Regions from separate parts of the Homo sapiens genome. Here region 1 is linked to region 2. Evidence: chromatin loops called from intact Hi-C (ENCODE). Cell type or tissue: breast epithelium. All regions are shown on one strand. Links, peaks and the distances in the headings refer to the core of each region. The heading gives the core; the rest is flanking DNA.

Evidence for each region. Peaks named below come from ENCODE experiments on the same cell type or tissue, not always from the same donor. Only the 100,000 strongest peaks of a DNase experiment are listed, where the experiment ranks them.
Region 1: a loop joins it to region 2, with 18 times the contacts of the local background. A loop is called at or near these places in 2 of 110 quality-filtered maps.

What each region holds. Positions count from the first base shown.
Region 1 is chr2:6,437,190-6,447,000 of GRCh38, forward strand. No RefSeq gene overlaps it. Among named protein-coding and RNA genes, the nearest start is that of LINC01824, 54 kb to the right of the region's middle. In breast epithelium, for the core only: no CTCF peak of the experiment used is centred there; no DNase peak of the experiment used is centred there.
Region 2 is chr2:6,776,933-6,786,743 of GRCh38, forward strand. All of the region lies in intron 3 of LOC105373404 (a long non-coding RNA gene), which reads right to left. Among named protein-coding and RNA genes, the nearest start is that of LINC00487, 12 kb to the left of the region's middle. In breast epithelium, for the core only: no CTCF peak of the experiment used is centred there; a DNase peak (open chromatin) is centred at 3,979; H3K4me3 peaks cover 487 bases.

The DNA.
Region 1 (9,811 bases), core at 1,314-9,313, 340 kb before region 2:
TTCCAAGGGAAGCATTGTTGTGATTTTGTCTCTTTTCTTCAGAGCAGAAACTCTGGGCCAATGGCAACTTCCAATCCTCATCTCACTCCTCACAATTGAGCAGCATAATGTCTACTGTTTCTTTTCTCTTATCCCACTCTATGAAGCCTTGTTCTAAAATTGCTAGGAATTACAAGACAGTGAGAGTAGCTCATTAAGCCTGGGACCTCAGAATGTGGGATTCTGTGGGACTGCATGGGGTATACAGGTTCACAATGAAAATCACCTGCTTGCCGGCAAGGAGACATTGAGTGCTTCTTAGTTTGAGGTCTAAGAACTGAGTTTCAGTTCCAGCTCAGCCTCTCCCTCATTCAATGACACCGCCAGGCACTGCTCCTCTCTGAGCCTCAGTTTTCTTATCTGCATTTTGAAAATATAAATATGACCCTCATAAGGTTAGTTTTACAATTTAAATAAAATGATGAACACAAAGTTCTGTTATCAGCATTGAGGCCACACCTACCATAACATTTTATATATTTTTCTATCATTTTTAAAACTAACCAGGGAAAAGACTACTATAGCGCTTACGATGTAAGGCAGTCATAATTTGGGAATGACAGAATATTTGCTGATTTTTACGTTAATTTTAGAATCTATTTGGTATCTCGATTTATATAACATATAGAGATCTAAAAATTGAAATTATCTCCAGTAATCAATTATTTTACTCCATTACTGACCTTTATGAAGTTACATTTTCTCTCCTATACTCACCATGCCCTTGGTTATCTTTCCAACTCTGTTTTCTACCAATAAGTGCAGTTATTTAAAAAGAAAGACCAGCCGGGCGCCGTGGCTTACGCCTGTAATCCCAGCACTTTGGGAGGCCGAGGCGGGCGGATCACAAGGTCAGGAGATTGAGACCATCCTGGCTAACACAGTGAAACCCCGTCTGTACTAAAAAATACAAGAAATTAGCCGGGTGTGGTGGCGGGCGCCTGTAGTCCCAGCTACTCCGGAGGCTGAGGCAGGAGAATGGCGTGAACTGGGGAGGCAGAGCTTGCAGTGAGCCGAGATCGCGCCACTGCACTCCAGCCTGGTGACAGAGCAAGACTCCGTCTCAAAAAATACCAAAATAATAAAATGAAAAAAGTGCTGTGATCCCAAATACAGACAATCCTGGATTTACAATGGTTTGACTTTTAGATGGTATGAAAACCATATGCATTCAATAGAAACTCTTCTTTGTGTACTCATACAGAAATTTATATCATTCTGTTTTTGTACCATTCTGTTTTTTACTTTCAGTACAGTATTCAATAAATAACATGAGATATTCAACACTTTATTATAAAATAGTCCTTGTGTTGGATTATTTCACTCAACCGTAGGCTAATTTAAGTGATTTGAGCACATTTAATGTGAACTAGGCCATGCTATGATTGTTAGGTGTATTAAAAGTTAGATATATTAAATGCATTTTCAACTTATGATATTTTCAATGCATGGCAGGTTCATCAGGACATAACCCCATAATATGCCAAGTGGCATCTGTATTTACTGTGTCTTATGCAGAAAAGTAATGTTTTATGTCATTTTAACAAGGTTTTTTCTTCTGTACTAAAAATTCTACCCAAGTAAAATAAAAATGTCCCTGTATAATCAAGCTCTTTCTGACACCAACCTAATAAATTTGAACCTCAGGTAGAGTAACAGTGTTATGATGGAGAGTGTTTAATAAATAAATTTGAGGATTACTGGAATATTCAGAAAATGGCCAATGGCAGAGTGAAAAAGTAACAACTTAAAAATAAAACAAGACAGAGAAAGAGAAACAGAGAGCAAGCAAACAAGCAATAATTTTTAAAAAAAATACCACAGAAAATATTTTTCATGAGAGGTCAAAGAAAATCAGAAGGTGTTTTTCCGATAAGGAACATCAGCCTCACAGCTATGCCAACCCCACTTCTCCAGAACCCAAGTAGAACAACCAGGGTGCTAAGAAGAGCACCACCCAGCCTTGTCTTCACTATGTGCAGGAGCTTTACAGTTGCCCCAGGTCAAAATCTATGTCCCACCAAGGCATGGATAGCAGATAATTGGAGCTCTGCCGACAAAGAAGACTGCTTTTCTTCCAGTGACTCAAGATTCAGATTTTTCTGTGAACAGCAGCTCAAGACTGGAGTTACATTGAGAAAATACTAGTAAGGGCTGAAGATAAATTATATTACTATTGGGGGTTTTATTTCTCAATGTCTTAATCTAATTGTTTATTCAAGTTAAAGTGAGACATACAATTGATTCAGGGACATGTTTAAATTGATTTAGTGGAAGTCAATTTCTTATTTATTTATTTATTTATTTATTTTGAGACGGAGTCTCGCTCTCTCACCCAGGCTGGAGTGCAAGGGTGCGATCTCGGCTCACTGCAACCTCCGCCTCCCAGGTTCAAGCAATTCTCCTGCCTCAGCCTCCCAAGTAGCTGGAATTACAGGTGCATGCCACCACGCCTGGCTAATTTTTTGTATTTTTAGTAGAGACAGGCTTTCACTGTTTTAGGCAGGATGGTCTCGATCTCCTGACCTCGTGATCTGCCCACCTTGGCCTCCCAAAGTGCTGGAATTACATGTGTGAGCCATCACGCCTGACCGGAAGTCAGTTTCTTATATTTTAAAAGCCCAATAAATTAAAGAGAACATAGAGATTCCTCTTGTAGTTTCCAGTACCTAAGAGAAATGTGGTTTTACCCCACCAAGACATCAGCCTCACACCATAAGGACACAGCCCTCCCTGCAGGAAGGTTTATGTGCTCCAGGCAGAGAGCAGCTTCCTGGGCTGGGGATTATGTCCAGCATGTCCAGTTCCATAGGAAACTCCCATGGGCTAGAGCACCAGCCACACAAGACCTGTCTCTATGCCTTCCACAAAGTACAGACCCCCAAGAGTGCAAATTACTCTTTATTTTTTAAATAAATTCCTTAAAAGTGTTGCATTTTAGAAAAAAAATCAGGTAGAATATTCACACCTAGAAGCCTGTATAAAAAGAGATGATTTCATCAGATAGGTAAAATTTCCCTTCCAAACTTGAAGGCATGAAGAGGTAAAGTCCAAGTACAGATACCTGATTTTTGATGGTGGAAATACTGAAGAGAGCACAGTCTATGAGATCTTGCTGGAAGCTTATAATTCTCATCTCCCCCAGTGTGAACAGTTCCAAAGGAATCACCTTTTAGAACCTGATCCAATAACCTAAGCTCTTTTATCCTGAATTTCTATAGTTTACGTTACCAAAGGAGCAGAGTATCTTTATATCAATACATTTATGTGGTCATTTAAATGAACTGTATGTGCGGCCTGTTTGATGGTTCTAGCACACCTCACTCTCCCTCATAGTGCACATGTATCTGAAAAGAGTGAGCACAGGGTCATTGTTTTATCCTCGTCTACACATGAAGCTCCAAGGATGAAGAGGTGAAAGGACAGTGGGCCACAGAAGCAGCCACACAGTGGCCTTCTAGACCATGCATAGTCTGCAGCTAACCTCAGTGGGCTCCACAAACCAACCCACGACACATTCAGCTACATTCAGGATCCATTTTTAATCCCAGGTTCTTAGCATGTCCATCCCTAGACAATCAAGTCATGGCAAAAGTCCAGAGCTGTATTTTGGAATTCTTAAAACCATTGCCAAAATCAAGTAGCTGGAACTGTCCGGGAAAAATAAAAAAAAATGTTCTTGCTTAAGATAACATAGATTTATAAAATTCTGGAGTTGTCAAAGAGCTCAAAGTCTACCTGTACCATGGCTCTCCGATTCTCCCTGCAGCTAGAGCACATTATACAACAGCTCTTCAGGCAGCCACCTGCCTCTGCTTCCACAAATCCTCAGAGGAGGTGACATTTCTGGTCCCAAAGAAAATTGATGTGGTCAGGGACTAATTACTTTCTAATAATACTCTTCACATGCTCTTTGAAAAGAAACATCTAGCATTCCAATAGCCCACTGTCTGTGAGAGAGAGGCTTACCCTTTAATGTTTTGGGGCATGTCAAATTTAAATGAACCAAACTAGACAGAATAGCAGGTTCAGTGCACCAACTGGTAGAACACAGAGCCAGGGTGTAGGTCAGAGATGTATTAGAGCTGAGAATTTAAAGGTTAAGCAGTGACTCCACCTGAAGTGGACACCTGCAAAGGTGACTCTTATGGTAATACCAGTGTCACTGCTTCCTCCGTCTTTCCTGAGTGTCTTCCAGATGGATAACTCATCTATCCCTGATTCAAACACTTTTTAAATGAAACTAAACTTGGGCATATTTTGGACTGTAGTTATGTGTTGCATTGATTCCTAACTATAGATACTGAAATGATCAGACTTAATTGTAGTAGCAGTAATGCTTACTATAGTACCCAGAGTTGATGGGGATTCTGGAATCGCTGAGAGGCCATCTGTGCTATTTTAGTCCTCATTCGTAGGTCCAGCTCACTCTCCCTTAATTGTGAGTGCTACTAGCTACTGTTGGTACACTACCATCCACGTATTTTTCTCTATCTTTCCTGGTACATGATTTTTTGTTTGTTTTGCTGCATTATCCTGGAGAGTATAAGACAAATTTTTAACTGACAAGTCAAATCATATATTTATCTTGAATTCATTATATTTTGTATTTGGAATGCTGTACCTAAACACACAATCTTCGGCTTCACCAGAGCTTCTCCAACACATGTGTCTACTAGAGGCTGGCAAGAAATTCTGATCCTGTAAGGGTTTACACTCTTGACCACAGGGCTCATGACCTCAATGGTCACATAATGTCATTCATCTTCTTAACTACAAAGCTTTACGTGAGTCATCTGATTAGCTGCCCTGACCATTCCCCTTCTGTCTGTTCACTCTGGTGGCTTCTCTGTACCCTGAAAAGTTTTCAGGGACAGTAAACAATGCTTTGTAGACTAAGCCCTGGAAAATATTCTTTATCTGTAGTCCTGTTCTGTATCTCATCCAAAACTTTCCCTTTCCTTGATAACTAAATTTGAAGGCCTATAGAACTGCTCTTTCAGAAAAAAAATTGGCATCCATCCATGAATTTTATAAACATTTTAAATGCTTCCCAAATTCTTCAATTTTGTCTGTAACTTTCCTCTTGCTTCTAGTTCATCTTCCCGAATGAGTTTGTCTTGATCTGACACTAGAGCACCTTATCTCCTCTGTTCCCCAGAAGGAGCTTTTGCAACATGGCTGTGCAGAATGAGGGATGCTGTCTGTGGTCAGGGCTAGCTTGCAGCTGTGCAGCAAGGGGAAATCCTACCATGTCCTGTCTCACTAACACGTCCTCCAGCCACCTGAGCCTAACATTTCCCCTGAAAATAATGACTTTGCCATCAACTACAAATATTAAGAACAGAATACCCAAGTATTAAGTGAAATGACTGTTTTCTCTTTTTTCCTTTTATTGTTTCTGTAGCAATATTCTACCAAACTAGGTGCAATGACACATAAAACTTTCACGTTCACAAACAAAGGAACAGTCCAGTATCAGCCCTACTTACTTTTCTGGCCTCAAACTCAAGTTATACACCATATTAACTGCAAACAGCAGGGTCTTAATCATTCTTAGTTGCCAAATAGCCTAGCAAATTACATATTGTGCTGGCTCTGGGCACTGCTAGAGGAAATAAATGCCTATGTTTATGTGGAAAATATGACCATATAACATAATTGGGAGTATTTAAATTCTTTTTCATGAGTATATAATTTCAACAATGAGTATGATGGGTATTGCTTGAGAATTCTTCAGAAAAATGAAAAACAGATTTACTGAAATCATTAGAAACTGATCAGTGATTAGTGGCAGTCGCTTTTATCAACACAAAAATAGAGCAAAATAATCAAGGTATTCATTTATTTTCACTCACTTAGTACCCATATGCTATTTCCATTAGAGCAGCCTAAAGTTACTTAATGTTCAATTCTGCATTGTAGGGAGAGCCACTGTCATAGGCAGGCATGGCCCAATGGTAAGGCATATGGGAGATTCACTCCTTTTCTCTGAGCAGATGGAGACTAAGCATGTCATAGAAATAATGTGTTTTGTCTCTAGAGAGAGGATGCTGGCTGCTTTGTTCTCAGATGACATCGCCTGCCAGGCCTTCTGCTCAGGTTTGAATTCATATGTTTTGGGTTTCCACTGACTTTTTCTCTTTTGAAAAGAATTTCCACAAAAAAAAATAAATAAATAAAAATAAAAAAAAACCTTGCTTTACAATGATCCAGAAGTCTGAAGTACATAAATGAACTTTGTCTTCCAAAGGACACAGTCTTTTCACATTGCATGGCCAATTTAGCTTTACAAATTCCAGGGAAGAGAATGGGATAGGGAGCAATAAGCCTTCCTAGAGCTGAAGAAGCAAAGATGCAGAGAAGTGTGACTCACCCAGGGCCTTGCAGCTAAACTTCAATACAAACAGCTGTCATGACTCTGCTCTACATTGTGATCCACTGTATTGAATAATCCATGAACCTAAAAATGAACATGGACTAGAGGCCAACCTACAAACTGAACTTACCCACTGAAGAGCTTTCGGTGGAGTCTAAATGCAGACAGCAATTGTACGTGGCTTCAGGGACGTTTTGCTTGAAGACAATGTGTCTGCTATTGCTGCTCATAGCTCAGCATTCTGTCAGGTGTAGATGTGATGCAGGATTTTTGTTTTTGGTCACTTTGCAAGCCGGGGACCCCTGGCCAGTGACACTGCTGCCCAGGGGTGGCCACGCTGGCATGCCCCAGCTCAACTGTGTTATAGCTTATACCTGTGTCCTGTGGTTCCTGGGCTCTTATATCATGCCCAAGAAGAACAAGCATACGCTGGACATTGAAGGGCGAGGAACGTGGAGAAGAATTTTACTGAGTGATGAAACAGCTTTCAGCAGAGAGGGGATGCGTGGATGGTCCCCCCTATTCAAAGGCAGGAAAGTCTCCAATATGGCTGAGTCCAGGGCTTTTTATGGGCTCAAAACAGGGAGTGTATGCTGATTGGTTTGTGAGTAAGTGAAAAAGGTTAAAGTGAAGACACCACTCAAAGGTGGACATGACCATGTAGAAAACCAATTAGGAAAGAGTAGGGACATGTAAAGTAGGTAAAGAATAGGAATCAATCAGAGGAAAGTGTGCCAAACGGGAAAGCAGGTTCTCAATCCTGTCGGAGGATTTACCTGGGACTGTCTCCGGCTCAAAGGTGAGTTTCACTGGGGACCCATCCCATCTGCCTAGGCATTTGGCTGCCTCCTGTCACTATGAGATGCACCAGGCTACACATTCTCAACGGCCTAATATTTAGACTCTTTAAGGTTAAGGTAAATTATCAGTGTAATAACAAAGGTGTGTGGCACAATTGGAAGTAGAGTCACTCATCATGTCACTTTACACTAAGTCACATGATTGGGTTATTCTTCCTCTGGCACACAATTGCATTATTTTGCTGTGGCTGCCATAAAATAAGTACCACAGTCCATGTGGCTTAAACAACAGGGATTTATCATCTCACAGTCTGGAGGCCAGAAGTCCGAGATCAAGGTGTCGGCAGGCTGGCTCCTCTGAGGCTGCCAGGGAGTTTCTGCTCCAGGGTCCTCTCCTTGGCTTGCACATGGCCATCTTCTTCCTGTGTCTCTTCATATCACACTCCCTCTGTGCCACTGTCTCCAAATTTTCACTTTTTATAAGAACACCAGTTATATTAGATTAGGACTTGCCCTAATGAGCTTACTTTAACTTGGTTATCTTTATAAAAACCTTTTTAGCAAATAAGGTCACATTCCGAGGTGCTGGGGGTGAGGACCCTGATACATCTTCTTCTGGTGGCAGGGGGTGGAGTGGGGCATAAAATTCACTCTGTGACAATAATGAACTCTGATTCTAAAATTCTTTAATGGTAGTGTGACAAACATTCTGTGATTAGACTAAGGGATTAACTTATTAAATACAAACAATGAAAATTTTCACAGTTTGGTACCCCTGTTTGAGCCTCCACAATGTTAGCGTGCCCACAGGCACTAGGCTATTTCTTCATGGTTCAGAACATTGAGAGGTGGTCAGCTTCACAGCATTCAAGAGGCCCTTTGTTTTCATGGGGAGTAAGGACACATGAGCTGCATCCCTGGGCATGTGACTGGTGGACATGAATGAAAGCCGGCTTGATTCAGAATGTGGCTGCCTGGCTGGTCCTGGGAAAGGCCTTCATAGTTCTGTTTCTGACTTAAGAGAACCTTCTAGAAAAGCCACATGACACAGAGGAAGGGGTGGGGTCCAAACCCAGGCTGGCGTTCTAGCTTAGGCAAGTCATAGCACAGACTGACTTTGGATATATGACTTACCCTTTATGGGATGCAGCTTTCTCATCTGTAAAATGAGGTTGCCATGATAATTATGAAAACTAACTTGTAAAATGCCGAGTAGAGAGCACAAATTTAACAAGAACTAATTCCCAGCCCCATGGCTCAGTAAGTGGAATAATAACAGCCACCTTTCATTGTGTCTGCAGTTGCCAGGTGCTTTATATGCATTACTCTACATAATCTTCGCAATCACCCAGCAAGATATGTGTTATTACATTATTATATATGAGGAAATTCAGTCTCAAATAGATAATGCATAATAGCTTTTTATTACCAATGGAGCTGGAATTTAAGCCCTGGGTTACAAGGTCTATAGCCTTTCAAATGAGACTACCCAACTCAGATCTAGTTTTTTGGTTTGCAAAATTCTCTTTGTTTTTCCTCACATCATGGCTTTCTAGCAATCAAGTCTTTAGAAGATACAAATTTAAGGGACTGTTTTCTACTAAAGAACATTATGCAGGTAAATTACACTACTAGGCATCATAGGATAAATACTCTCTAAATGTAAAGCATACACACACAAGCAGTTAGACCAGCTCACAGTACAGAGAGTTGATTTCTGGATGCTAATATCTGGACGGCTGGATAATGGGAAAACATTTGAGCAGGTTCTGGATAATACGCATATTGTAAGAACGAAGGATTAGGCAGTGGTTATAGGAATTGATATTAAACAGGAGGAACAATGCAAAGGTACATTACTATTAGGAATCTAGTGCATGGTGTGTAGATATAAAGTAGATTTGAGTAAAATGGTGAGACCTTTGATCACTGGAAACGATAGCACAATTTCTAGGAATGGTGAGACAACAGGAGGTCCTATAACTGCTGTCTAACGTCTCTCACCAGTTTGTTCTTCCTTTAACTCCCCATTGACCTGCCATACCTACCCACTTTGCATCACCATCATAGCTCTTAGTATGATGGGGTATTTCACAGGTGAATGGATACAAATGCCCCTGCATTTGAAACATTCACACAGTCTACAGAACAACTATTTTTATTCAACTCTGTAAACAAGGAAGTGAGGAAGCCCTTTTGTTACAATTTTATAACTAAAATGCTGGAAGGGTGCTCACCTTTCCAATTAGTTTGTCTTATTTTTATCTCCCCAACAACTTGGGGAAGTGCATTTTATTGCTGTTTTATATTAGATGTAAAATATGCTTGGGGATATTATTTAATGGTATAAAAGCTTGAGACAAGTCACACACAAAATGTGAACTTTCTTCAAGGCAGGCATAGGTTGGAAGCTTAACAATAAGCATGCCAACCATTCTTATGCTACTAGATAGAAAATGATGAGGCATTTACCTCTGATTAAAGTGTTATAGAAGAATGTAGAAAGGGGATGCATCTTGTTATTTTTGAAATATACCAAAACTCACTGCCCAGAGATCCTCCAAAATGCATATATATACTTTGTGGCTATATG
Region 2 (9,811 bases), core at 678-8,677:
GCTTTACAAAACAAAAGGGAAAAACAAACGAACAAAAACAAAAAAACAAAAAGAAAAAAACACCTTAAAGGATGAGTTAAGGGAAAATGAATAAGGTTTTAAATCAATTTTTAATTTTTGCTTATCACTAAAAATACAAACCTCTGTGCTTTAATGAAGAAATATTTTATCAATAATAATTTTAATGAGAAAATATGATTTTTTATGTTGCTTTGACACTTTGGGATATAATAAAGGTGAAGCTGTAAATTCAGTTCATTTTTTGTACTAAATCATAGTTGAAAAGTGCATATGACAAAAGTACATAAATCCAAACAGAAGGGCATTATCAACTGTGCCTTTTACATTTTGGTATCACATTTCAATTCCATTCAACAATTATACCTAGACCTGTTGCTGTTACTAAAATACACCTACTGAATTTTCTTTTTCATCAATGTAAGTGAGTTGTTCTTGCAAGTGAATTAAGAAATTAGTGCACTTTTTAAATTTTATCAAATGGATTCAAAACACTATAACTCATTTTAGAAAATTTAAAATAGGTTAAAGATGTTTTTGTACATTTTCACAATGTACAGATTTGAGAGTTTCGTTGTCATTGCTGAGATATGTTTTGATGATAAATTCACATTATCATAGAATCACTTCCAGACATCTAATTTCGAATTGCCCATTTACTCTCCACAGCGTACGTTTATCTCAAAAAAGCAGTCACTTTCTCATTTGTTGTTTATAAATCACCTATGAGTTGACGTTATATACTTTAGGTAATTATTTTTGTATGTGTGAATTTATTTATATTTAATTTAGTAATTTAAAAAATACCTGGTTGGTAGCATCTGCGGTTAACTAGCACTCAGCACCTGTGTCCCCCATGGATCACTTGCATTCAAATAATAATAATTTTCATAACTCTTTTCTAAATTTGACAGCTCTTCTGAGTACTTTGCCATGTGATCTGCAGCAAACGTATGTGTGCTATGAAATATTTTCATATGTATTTCCCTTGTCTTTAAAAGATATTGCAACATTTTAATTGACACTTTATCAGGAATAACCCTGTGAATGACTGATACCTGACCGGATCTTGTTGTATTATAACTGTTGTTGTTAATTGCACAAAGCATCACCGATTACCCTTCTATAATTTTTTCCATGCAATATTATTTCATTAAATGAATGCTTTGCTGTTCAGAATGGAGCTTGTTTCTGACAGGTCTTTCTTTTGTAGATCACAAAGAAGTTGTTCTTTGTGTATTTCATTATTGAAACTGAACTTTGCAAGTATCAGAATGTTGGGCATGTTAGAAACATCTGTACTTTAACTCAGCTGTGTAGAAAACCCCTCAAACTGAATAATTTATTCACACATTGGTGCCCTTCAATCTTCAGTAATATTTTTGTTCATCTTCCAAAAGTGTTTGAAGGCGAAGGGCACGATTTTGTACGTGCCACCTTGTTTTGTGAATTATTTCAGCAAAGTAGGAAGGAAAGGTGTTTTAAATTGATATTGCTCCTTGTTCTTTTCTATTAAGAAAGAAAACTCAAAGGGGGCATCTAGAGAATTCCCATTGAGTGAGCGGAATTTTGCAACGTATAGGACTGAATCATGTAAAAATTTTAGCATTTCCAAAAATATGATACATGTTTGTCTTCATATTCGGATACTGGGGTTTTAAAGGTCTTACTAATTGTGTTGGATTTGTACTTTCTTAGCTAATACCTCAAGGTCCTATGCACAAACAGAGTAAATTAATAATAGTGGATGAAAATATTGTTTCAAATAATTTCACATAATGTTAAACTTTGTTTGTGCTCTTGTCAAATCTTATGAGATGACTTTTGTTTTAACCCGGTTATAACTAGTTGATAACTTGCTTCAGAAGGAAAACGTACACCAGCTGTTTTATTTGTGTTCACTTATGTTTGCAATATTATTGTTTATTGTTATTATTATTAACCTCAATCCATTGCTTACTGCAAGGATACTTCTAAGGTATCTATCCATTTTGGAGGGCTGACAGAGTTAAAAATAAAGTAATGTATAAATGCACCTTGCCAGAGACAAGTAAACTGCAGTAGCTCATGACACTGAACACACAGAAGTGCATGGGCCACCACCATCAACCACCTGCCCCAGGGTCAGTTCTGTCTTCCCCGGGAAGATCATCTGCCCCAGTGGAGGGAGAGCACCAGGGCACACCGGTGCAGGTGGTTCTGCTCCAATGTTGATTTCACATTCACATTTGTTGCAACGAGGTTGATATTAGGGAACAATTTGACAATAAGGCAAATTTTGTGTTTGTGTATGTGTGATTTCATTTGCAAGAAATGCCAGGTGAACACAGAACTGCACGCAGCTGATCTGAGACTAGGAACGCACAAGTGCATGCACACACACCCCAGCATTTTCCAACCTCCAGTTCACCTCACGTGTTAGAAGCCTCACCACCCACCTCTGGGGCTACAACTTTCCCTCCCAATCCAGATCACCCACTGTTTAAATCCATTTAGGCTGTTGTAACAAAATATCTTAGACTGGGTAATTTATAAACAAGATTAATTTATTGCTCACAGTTCTGGAGACTGGGAAGTCCAAGATCAAAGCACCAGCAGATTTGATGTCTGGAAGGGTCTGTTCCTCATAGATGCCACCCTCCTATGTGACCTCACATAGGGGGAGGAGCAGACAAACTCCCTCAGGCCTCTTTTATAAATGCAACCATCCCATTCATGAGGGTGGCATCTTCATGAAATCTTCATGACCTAATCACCTCCCAAAGACCTCACCCCCTAATACCACGACATTGGGGGTTAGGGTTTTAATATATGAAGTTTGGAGGGACACACATTCAGATCATAGCCTCCTACTCCCCCCATTTCACCACAGTGCACAAGCTGCAACCCCAGTACCCACACTCTCAAGCAAGCTTCAGGCCTTTTTCAAGGTTAAGCACCATAGTTTCTGTAGTATTTATGCATATGTTAATCATTTAGCCTGTGTAAAACTATACTACTGTTTTTATTAGGTCACTATTCTTTATGTCATGGACAAAAATTTAGAATGATGTGTCGCTAGTCCCATTTATCCCCAACAACCCTGTGGTTTCTATTATCCAGTGTTGCATAGGATGGGGATTTTTAGACGCATTTGCATCCTGTTACAGTGGAACTGACTGTAAAATATAACTTTCTTCTTTCTCATCAATATAACTTTCTTCTTTCTCATCTCTTCCATCACTTGTAACCAAAAGCATTCCAAACTCTCCAGGAACCTAAATTAGACTTGGGAGCCAGGAAAAGTTTATTGGAGAAGGATGGGAAGGAAAACGACTTCTGGCCAAGAAGGCAGTAAATCTCTCAATGTTGCATCAGGTGCTTTGGATGCATTATTTCAAATACTCCTCACAACAATCCCATGAGCAAGGCATTAGGGCCTTTATTTTATACACATGAAATGGAGGTCTGGCGGCATCGAGGACTTCACTGAAGGTCAGGCAGCTTTTGCAGCCATTGAAACACCAACACTGAGAATCTTTCCACTCCATCATGTGTGGCTGGAAGGGCTCACTACCAGAGTGTCCTGGTCTGCACTCCACCAGAGGCCCTAATAAAAATCCAGGGTCCCACTCCTCAGAAAGACATACATTGAAAGACTAGTGAGCTCTTGCCTCCTCTAAGGAGAGAAACATCCACTAGCAAAGCCCAACAAGATGGTGGGATAGAGGCCTCTGAGCCATGGGTCTAAGCACTCCATCCCCTACCTTGAAGTGACACATGGTGGCTCTAAGGGGCACATTTTATCCAAAGTTCATGGAAGGGGCAGCTCCTGTGGAATCCACTCCTAAGTGGCGCTCACTCGGTGGTTCCACTGGCAGTGCTCCAAGTACCAGTTCCTCCTGCTGCATGCACCACGGGGCCATTGCCAAGGGTGGCTTCCATCAGAAGCAGCTGTGTGCATTGCTCCAAGGAAGGCAACAACGCCTGGAAACAGCTGCTTCCAGTACCTGGCTCTTACGGGGGCTCTCACGGCATCCCAGCATTTCCTGTCTATTAAAACAGATGTTCTCTCTCTGGCTGCCAGCCAGATTGGCATCATCTTTCCACATGGTAGCAGGCACCGGCTGTGTATATGTGAGGAAGTTACTTTGACTTTCTTAGTTTCAGTTTCCTCTTACATAAAATAGAATGAATGCCTCTCAACATTGTCATAGAGATTAATTGTGATAAAATATGTACAGAGTATGACTGTAAAAAGCAATCAATACATCCCCCATCCTGTGTGCGTGTGTGTGTGTGTTTCCTCTCTCCTTTGGACAACAGTTTCATGAGAAGGTTCCAGACGAGTTACTTTGCTATGACACAGCTCACTCAGTATTAGCCGCTTTTTAGAACGGAGAAACAAAGGCTGCTAAAGAAGGGATACTAGAAGAAAGAAAAAGAGTATGATGAAAAGAGTGTAAAATGTGAAATCTAAGTGACTGAGTGTGCATCCTCACTCCATCGTGCACTCGACTTATGATAGCAGGCATTGCCTCGGGAGCCGCAGGGTCCTCTCTAGCCCAGTGGGGAGAGCCCGGCCCTGTGGGCCCAGATTACTTAGCAGTGGCTGAGCAGGATGGGTGCATTGTCTGGAGGGCTGCCCTGAGCTCAGACCCCCATAGCAAGGGGAGAGGCGAGGGAGGAGCAGGTTCTGGAGCAGCCTGAACCCCTTTTCACCAAAGGTCGCCAGTTACAGAATACTCCAGCAAAGCTGGGCTCCCTACCCACAGACACCCTGGGTCAGACCCTTCCCTGTTAACTCCAAGCATCTCAGTCCTCCTTATACTTGCACCTGGGGATAGGGCAGTGGAGAGCGGCCCCTTCCTTGGCAAGCACACATGTGCACACCAACATATACACACAATACACACACACACTCTCTACACAACAATATACACACATACCCAATATACACACTATACACACATACACAATTTATACACTATATATATGCACATGCACACATATACACACATATATGTACATCCGTACACACACATATGCAATACATACACACCACACACATATGCACACATATACCACATATACGTACATACAACACATGCACACAATACACACACAAACACACAATACACACATACCACACACGCTGCACATGCCGTAGAGTCCGGGCCAGCATACTGCTGTAAGGTGGGAGCCCAGGGGGTGTCACACCCCCTCTTCTTGCTAACCCTTGGGTTACCCATTTCCCCAGTTAACACACGCCTGTCAAACACGTGCTGTATGGAAACTGATCTGAGTCCGGTTGACCAACAGCACAGCAGGGATAACAATTCTTAACTTGTGGGATTGGAGTTAGTGCTGAATAAATTACCACGTGTCAGTACCAAGCCCACAGTCGGCCCCTAGGAGACCCATATAAAGGACTGATTTTACTTCCCACAGCACTGAGACCGGGCGAGAACCCAGGCCTGGTAACCCCGTCCGTCCTTATTCCTTCCACTTACTTGTCTAGAATCAATGGAAATGTGGACCTCGGGAAATGTGGTCTTTCCCAGCTCCTCCCTGGGAGACAAGCATCAGCATCACATTTAGGACTGGGAAGCAGGGCTGTCTCCTGGAGATGCATCCAGTTCCCTGATAGGGTGGCTTTACGATTCATGTTTGCGGAGTATTTCAGGAGATTTTAGGGAAGAAAGAACAATTTTTTCTGGGACCTTTGTGCTTTTTCTGTTTTCTCAAAGTGGCACGTGAATAAATTCAGCTTCATCCAAAAAGAGGAACAGGTTGTCCTAAATTCTGTGCCCGCGAGTTACCATCAAATTTCACAACAACCACTTAGCAAAGTGGGTGCAGCAAAGGCCACTTTAGCCCTCCGGGCCGGATGCCCAGGTAAGCAGCCCGAGAATGCTGGCCAACCCCGTCCCTCGTGCTGTTGTACCAGGCTCTCACGCGGGCCTTGCTTCCTCCTCTCGGGGGCCAAGGTTGTTCTTTGGTTGTTAGTAGACCTGGCTTCTCTGACTGGATAGCGGGTATGTGCCAGCGTGCACCTGAGCACCTCCCCTCCTCCTTCCCATCAGGCTCCATCTGCACTCAGGCACTGCACCTCCTGCTCAGAAACCTCCGGAAATTAGCCTAGTTGGCCTATGACCCAGCCAGGAGCTCCAGTCACTCTCCAGGGAACTCTGGACAGAGAGAAATAGTAACCTTGCTGGTCTATTGCATTTTTTAGTCAAAATGTTCACTATAAATGCATTTTCCTGTGCACTTAGTTTGGCATACCTCTTAGAACATAATTAATGTCTTCCCATTTGAAAAAGAAAACAGAACAATTTATGGTACCTTCTCCTGCATACCAGAAGGAATCCCCATGGGGTTAAACATTTTACAAATATCATTCAGGAGGTGGCAGGTTTTTAGAATGAAAATCCCACTGTAAATCATTCCAATGAAAAGAGGATTCCTTGGGAGGCACACAGGCTTTTTATAGGGCACTTAGCTTCCCCTGGTTCCCTGACCAATGTGCTCTCTGACGCTAACTGAGATTCACTAAGCCTGTAGGAGATGAAAGAGCACCGCACCAAGAGTCAGAAGAGCCGACCTCACGTCCTGCGTGACCTTGAGGCATCCCTCATCTGGGCATCCACACTTGCAAAGGGAACGTCCTCACTCTGGCACTTCAGAAGGTGTTGCCAGGTACCGTAAGGAAGCAGATGCCAGGCACAGTGCAAACATAAACCCTCTGTTGAATGAAGAGTTCAATGAATAAGCAAAGAAATGAGTGCATTTGCAAATTATAAAATATTTAACAAATGTAATAAATCAGCATATCAATATAAGGAACTGGTATATCAGTGTAAGAACAGATTTTCTGGCTTTACACTTGAGTGAAATGGTAGATTAGTGCTTTATCATTATTCCTCAGCTATACAGAAACAAACTGATAAAAACCAGAGAGAAAAAGAGAGTGAGAAAGAGGAAGCATGAGGGCACACCAGTGAAGATGCAGGAGAAGGGAAGGGACCACGGTGTGCAGTGCTGGCTCAGTGTGTGTCAACCTGCGTGCATGGTTTCCATGTAGCCTCTCACTTGCTCTGCACTGCAATGCAAGGTGGTAAAATTGCTTTTGTTTTAATTTGACATACAAGGAAAGTGAAATTAAATCACCTATGTAAAGTCACACAGGAAAAAGCAGGGAAACAGATAAGCTTGGCCACGGATCTGTGGACCACCTTTTATACCTCCTTAAAATGTTGTGCTCCACTGCCTCATGCATCTTCCCAAGGGAAGATGTTAACACACTTGAAAAATTTAGAGTGCTATAGGAAGAAGAGGTGGTTTTCTCACAGGCTAAGTTACAAATATGACCCCAGGAGAGATAAAGAGAAGGGAGGAACCTCTCCTCCCTGTAAAAGCTCACAGTATAAACTCTAAAATGTCAAGAAGAGTTAGCTAAAATGGTGGCAAACAGCAGAAAAGGGACAATACAGCATTTGAGAAGAAAATTCAGGCAGTAAGGCTAAAACTTCCCGCCAAGGATTACCTCATTTACCAACAAAGATTATGAAATCATTGCTTGAGGCAATCTGGGCAAACATGATGAAGGCAATTAAGAGGACTTAATCCATACAGCTTGAACTTTGCATGTCAGTCAGGGTTCTCCAGAGAAACAGAAGCAATAAGAAAGATAGAGGATGATATGGTTTGGCTCTGTTTCCCCGCTCAAATCTCACCTTGAATTGTAATATTTCTCATGGGTTGTGGGAGAGACCCAGTGGAAGGTAACTGAATCATGGGGGTGGGTTTTTCCCAGGCTGTTCTCATGATAGTGAATAAGTCCCACGAGATCTGATGGTTTTATAAAAGGGAGCTCCCCTGCACATGCCCTCTTTCCTGCCACCACGTAAGATGAGATTTTTCTCCTCTTTGCCTTCCACCATGATTGTGAGACCTCCCCAGCTAATTAAAGTGTGAGTCAATTAAGCCTCTTTCCTTTATAAATTACCCAGTCTCAGGTATGTCTTTATAAGCAGCATGAGAACAGACTAATACAGATGATAGCTATATAGAGATAGATAGATAGATAGATAGATAGATAGATAGATAGATAGATAGATATAGATGGATGGATAGATAAATGTAGACAGACTGATTGATTATTAGAATGGACTCATGAGATCATGAGGTAATTCAGTCTGAGTTCAAAGGCCTGAGTACTGATAAATGGGTAGATGGTTGGGGGATGGGGCAATGGTGTAACTCTCAGTCGAGTCTGAAGGCCTGAGAATTGGGGGGACACTGGTGTAAGACTCTGAGTTCGAAGGCCCATGAACCAGGAGCTCCAATGCATAAGGACGACAGAGGATGGATGACTCAACTTAAGCAGAGAGAGGGAACTCACCCTACCTCTTCCTTTTTGCTCTAGCCAGGCCCTCAATGGATTGCCTGATGCCCATCCGCTTTGGTGAGGCTGGGTCTTCTTTACACAGTTCACCAATCTGAAGGTGAATCTCTTCTGGAAACACCCTCACAGACACACCCAGAAATACAGTTTTACCAGCTCTCTGGGCATCTCTTAGCCCCGTCAAGTTGATACACAAACTTAGCCATTATACTTGGCCAATACCCAGATAGACAGCATCTGTTCATGACTGTTCCTAGGGTTCTGTTTGGGATGAACATCTGCAGTGTATACGCAGCCCTGACGCATAGCCCTCCCCACAGTCCTGTGTGAAAGCACAGTGAGGAGGAAGCAGGGAGGCAGGATATGGGCCAAGTGGGAAGGGAAGGCCCAAGGAAAGGGCCAGGGACAGGGAGTTTGCATCTGCTGCAGCTGGCTCCACACAGGGGCCTTCTGAGCTCACATGGTGATATAGTTTGAATACATGTTCCCGCCAAATCTCATGTTGAATTTTAATCCCCAGTATTGGAGGTGGGGCCTGGTGGGAGGTGATTGGACCATGGAGATAGATTTATTGTAAATAGTTTAGCAGTATCCCCTTGGTCCTGTCCTCACAATAAGTCAGTGAGTTCTTGCGAGTGTGTGGCACCTCCCCCGTGCTCTCTTGCTCCTGCTATCGCCCTGTGATGCACCTGCTCCCCATTCAACTCCCTTCATGATTTTAAGCTTCTTGAGGCCTCCCCAGAAGCAATGCCAGTGCTATGTTTTCTATATACAGCCTATAGAATCATGAGCCAATTAAATCTCTTTTCTTTATAAATTACCCAGCCTCAGGTATTTCTATATAGCAGTGCAAAAGTGACCTAATACACACCGGCTGAGGACTAGACCTCCAAAGCCCATGTGTGAACATGACTGGTCCAGATGGCAGCAGCCCAGCCAGGGGAGGGCCAGCCCCTCCCTAGGAGCACAAGGCCACATGTTGAGGGGCCCTGACACCCTGACCATGCCAAGACTTATTTTTCGGAAAAATACGTACACAGCAGAAGCCCGGGAGCCTTGTCCCAGTGCCTCCTTCCATTGCAACTTGAACTTGGAATAAATTATCAAGTCCCATTGCTCTCTCAGTTTCCCATCACACATAAACACCCCTCACTCCCTTCATAATCTAAAGCCAAAGACCTAGGAGGATGGGTTATGTTTGCAGGAGATATGAAATCACGACACTGAGAGAGAAGCAAAGTAGAAAATAAGAAGGAAAAGAAAAGGTGCCTGCTCCCCTACTCTCTCCTCTCTCTTGCATCCCAAACCAGCACAGATGACTCCCACATCTTTGAAGGTCACTTTCACATCTCTGGGTTTTGCTAAAGGACCACCCTCAGCAAATCCCTGCAATCCCTGTCTCCT